Regions from separate parts of the Homo sapiens genome. Here region 2 is linked to region 1. The links are chromatin loops, found by intact Hi-C in ENCODE. Cell type or tissue: endothelial cell of umbilical vein. All regions are shown on one strand.

Region 1 (2,500 bases):
CGGCTCCTGCAATTCTTCCCTTTCTCCACCCTTATCATTATATGTATATTATATGTATTTTTTATATATATATATATATATATATATATATATATATATATATATATATATATATTTGTAGACGCAGGGTTTCATCATATTGCTCAAGCTGGTCTTGAATTCCTGGATTCATGTGATTGGCTCACCTCGGCCTCCCAAAGTGCTGGGATTATAGGCATGAGCCACCATGCCCAGCTGGCCTTTTACTTTATTGGCTATTCATGCATTTAGCTTTTAATTATCAGCAGGTTTTTTTTTTTTTTTTTTTTTTTTTTTTTTTTTTTTTAAAGAAGGAGGAAGAAATCTACATGACACATTAAACTTTGTTCTATACCTGCCTTACTGGGAGTAAAATCTTGCGGCCTTTTCTCTGGAACATGTCTTCCTATATTTAACCCACGAGGAATTTGAAAACTGACTTGTTTAAGCCAACACTTTCCAACTAGTGTGAGAGAAGACTATCTGGCAGCTGGCTACTGATACGGCAAGTCTCAAGTTTCAGAACATTTTAAGCATCTCTAATTAATGAAAAGGTTATAATGGTAAATTCTTACTTTTCCTCCAATTTTACAGACAAAAAATAAAACACACACATAAACAGAAACCAAAAAACCCTTTAAACTAACTATGAATGACTTCAGGGTAAGAACTGTTGAACCTTCCCTTTTCTAACCTTAGTCACTTCCCATTATTTACTATTTTTTATTACATCACTTTTCCTGTCTCATTACTATTAATAACCATGTAATTTGTTTGATATGCCAAAACACAACCATTGATTCTGTTTCAATATGAAAAATTATGATGTTAAAATTATAATTTAAAAAGGTACCAAGAAATGTATTACACTAAAAGGTGTTGATTTGAACATTAAAAATGATAAACATGCTCTTTTGACCCATTTCATTTTCTCTTCAAATGCCTGAGTAAAAATAGCAGAAAATGTAACAAACTGATTTCTGACCACTAGGTGGGGAAACAATACAATTTAAAATACAATATAACTTTGGCCTCAACTACTTTATTTTCAGTTATTTAGGATTTCTGATTCTCACCTGTCTGGAATCTTTTACACTCTTAAAACATCCTGACCTGAATGATATGATTGCAAGTTACTTCTGGGAACAGCTTTAGGAGTAGGCAGAACAGGCTGCAGATGATAAAGTCCACCCTGTCTTCTAAAATTCCTTCCTTGATCCCAATTAGAGATTCCACTCCACATGCTAGGGAGAACTGTAAACCTTAGGGAAGCCATTGCTCCCTGCTGCTCTAATGCTTGGCTCCTGCAATTCTCCCCTCTCTCCACCCTTACCATTTTTCCCTCTTGACTGGATCTTTCCATCAGCCTACAAAAGTGCTGTTATTTCCATCTTTAAAAAGGCTCTTGATCTCATTTCTCCCATCAGTTACTGTCCCATTTCTTTGGTTGCCCTTTCTTTGTAAAGGAGTTGTTTATATTTGCTCTGTCCAATTCCTCTCCTTTCATACTCTTTTAAAGCCATTTCAATCAGCCTTGTATCGCCACCACTCCTGACAACTTCCCCTGCACTGACCTCCACAGTCCTCACTTTTTGGCCTCCACCAGCACCTGACACAGTTTCTCACTGACTCCTCCTTGGATGCTTCCTTTCCTGGGCTTCCAAGACCCCGGCGTTATTGATTGTTCCTGTTATTCTCCTTTGCCCCTTCTCCTCCTCCCAGGCCTCAGAGAGTTACAGTGCCCCAGAGCTCAGTTCCTTTCTTCTCTGTTTACACTCCCTTCCTTGGTCATCTTAACCAGCCTTATGACTTTCAGTGTGAAATGTGTTCCTATTTCTCTCCTATTTTAAACCCAGAACTTCTTACCCAATTGGATGCTTAAAAGGTACCTCAAACTTAACATAGCCATGACCTCCAGATCTTCCTCACCTTTGTTAAACAAAACTTGTTCACCTTTGTTAAACAAAATCTAGGAGGCCATTTTTTTTCGACTAAATTCCCGCACTGGGCCCCAGAAGACCAGATTAAAAATCAAAATGGAGTCACCCACGCTCACCAAACTGAAACTGAGTTGTTATCTGGCCTTTTGGGAAATCAGGAGAGAGAGAGAATGGCCTAGCTGCCTGAAGAGGCCAGTTTTCGCTTTCTGTCATAATAATGAAGCTCTGTTTTAATCTTTACAGGAAAGACTGACCTGAAGTACCTGATGTTAACCAACCCATTATCTTTCTATTGTTCTATCTCCCTGTACCTGCCTTACAAGGAAAGTAACTTTGAAATGACCAATCCACTTTTTGGTTTTTGTTTCTGCTTTCTTTAGTTCTTTTTGTTTATAAAGCCAACCTCCTCTGCTTCAATCTTTGGAACACTTACTTTACTTTATGGAACAAAGTGTTGCCCAATTTTAGACGTGCAAATAGAAACTCTTGAGATCTTTAGATCTGTTGTGATTTTAACATCTTCATCCTTTGACATCTTCAGC
Region 2 (2,500 bases), 160 kb before region 1:
CTAATATTTGAGCTCAGACTAGAAGATCGATGTAAGGTGAGAAGGGCTGAAAATGAAGAGTAGGAAGGAAGTAACAATTGTGGTAGTAGTGGTGGGTAGTTTGCCTACACATGGTGGCAAAAGACATGTCAGATAAAAATAGTTGGCTGGACCAAAACTGGGCTCTGAAGGCCAAAGTTGGCAGGTTGAACTTCAAACTCATGGGCCAATGTAGGTTTGGAAATTTTGCAGAAGAGGGTTCTTGCTCTGGCTTTGCCACTATCTTGCTATGTATCAAGGGCATGAGATACCAGCCAATGAATCTCTTTCAAATGTAAAAAGTTTGTGGAATTCCTTATTACATGAATAAAGAAACTATATATGAAAAAAATGACAGCTCAAATTAGGTGGGCAGCGAGTAGAATTTAAATAAGATTAAGAAAAGAATAGTAGTAACTGACTAGTGGAAAAATTACATTAAAAATGAGGGAGATAAAGCCAGAAAAGAGCTGCCTGCATTGGAAGGGGGAGAGAGAAGGGGGAAATCAGAGACATGGAAAAGAAAAAAGCAGACAGAACATTTCCAAATGAATGAGATGGGTAAAATAAGAGAAAAAGTAACATAAGAATTCCTTAATTATTCATAGTGTAAGTTATCCTAAAGCAAAAAATGTTTTTCCTTATCCTTTAAAATATAATAGACATACTTTTATTAGAAATTTTAAGACTCTTGGGAATTCATACAAAAAAACTCAGTGATATAGTAATTATAATATTAAATATTAATTTATACTGCAGGTTGAGCATCCCTAATCCAAAAATCCAAAATGCTCCAAAATCAAAAACTTTCTGAGACTGACATGAGCCAGAAGTAGAAAATTCAGCATCTGACAACTTTGCTTTCTGATGGTTCAATATACATAAACTTTGTTTCATGCACAAAATTCTTAAAAATATTATACAAAATTGGCCAGGCGCGGTGGCTCACGCCTGTAATCCCAGCACTCTGGGAGGCCAAGGCGGGCAGATCACGAACTCAGGAGATCAAGACCATCCTGGTTAACACGGTGAAACCGCGTCTCTACTAAAAATAAAATAAAATAAAAAATTAGCAGGGCGTGGTGGCGGGTGCCTGTAGTCCCAGCTACTGGGGAGGCTGAGGCAGGAGAATGGCTTGAACCCGGGAGGTGGAGCTTGCAGTGAGCCGAGATTGCACCACTGCACTCCAGCCTGGGTGACAGAGCGAGACTCCATCTCAAAAAAATATATATATATTATACAAAATTAACTTCAGGATATGTGTACAAGGTGTATATGAAATGTAAATAAATTCTGTATTTAGATTTAGGTTTCATTCACAAGATAACTTACTGTGTATACACAAATATTCCAAAACCCAAAAAAATACAAAATGGGAAATAACTTCAGGTCCCAAGCGTTTTGGATAAGGAATACTCAACCTGTAGTACAGCTGCCAAGGTTTTACTAAAAAAAAAAAAAAAAAAAAAAAAAAAAAAAAAGTGCTTCAGATGCCAAAAGCACTAATGAAATTATAGTTTCTCTGGCCGATAGAGGCCACTGTTCGTTCAGCAAATGTGCTCTCACTCTAACCCTTTTAGCATAAACCAAGGAAAAGCCCTGTGCCACAATTCTACCGCTGATTCTATATCCCACCACCAAATATCAGCAATTTTCCTGTTCTAGGATTCACAAATGGTATGTGAGTCAACTACTCTGCATCTCAGAAGACAATCAAATGAAATGATATTTTTGTTATGCTATTATTTTTGAGCAATTAAAAACTACTTTAAATTAAATTTTAACTTATGCAAAAATACAAAATTGAAGTAAAACATTTACTAAAATATCCAAAATTGAATTTAATTGTCTGAATCCATTTGAAATTGTCTTTTCTTCTGACAGCAGTCTCTAAAGCGGTTATGCTCAAAGTGTAGACCAGGAAATTCTGAGGGTCCTTAAGATATTTTCAGAGATTCTGCATAGCAATACAAAGACATTATTTGTCCTTTTTACTCTTATTTTCTCACAAGTGTGTACTAAAGTTTTCCGGGGGCTCCACCGCATGTGTTATCAAAACAGACTGAATGCAGAAGCAAATATGATAATCCAATTGACTCGTTTATCAAGACAAAATTAAAGAGAGTTGCAAAACTCTAAAACAATAGCCCTCTTCTCATTAATTTTATTTTTTGGAAAATATAGTCATTCCTAAGTGCCCATCAACCAATGAGTGGATAAAGAAAATGTGGTATTATACACTATGGAATATTACTCAGCCATAAAAGCAATTGAAATAATGTCTTTTGAAGCAACTTGGATGGAGCCGGAGGCCATTATTCTAAGTCAAATTAACTCAGAAATGGAAAACCAAATATTGTATGTTCCCTGCTTATAAGCAGAGCTAAACTATGAGGACACAAAGGCATATGAATGATATAATTAACTTGGGGACCAGAGGTGGGGGGAGTTTGGGAGGAGGTGAGGGATAAAAAGATTACAT

The links. Peaks named below come from ENCODE experiments on the same cell type or tissue, not always from the same donor. Only the 100,000 strongest peaks of a DNase experiment are listed, where the experiment ranks them.
Region 2: it touches region 1 in a loop (13-fold over the local background); 6 of 110 quality-filtered maps call a loop at or near these places.

What each region holds. Positions count from the first base shown.
Region 1 is chr5:39,148,094-39,150,593 of GRCh38, forward strand. All of the region lies in intron 3 of FYB1 (FYN binding protein 1), which reads right to left. Among named protein-coding and RNA genes, the nearest start is that of FYB1, 70 kb to the right of the region's middle. In endothelial cell of umbilical vein, a CTCF peak has its summit at 1,015 (motif pointing right); DNase peaks (open chromatin) are centred at 638 and 978; H3K27ac peaks cover 1,242 bases.
Region 2 is chr5:38,992,954-38,995,453 of GRCh38, forward strand. All of the region lies in intron 6 of RICTOR (RPTOR independent companion of MTOR complex 2), which reads right to left. Among named protein-coding and RNA genes, the nearest start is that of RICTOR, 80 kb to the right of the region's middle. In endothelial cell of umbilical vein, a CTCF peak has its summit at 1,540; a DNase peak (open chromatin) is centred at 1,568.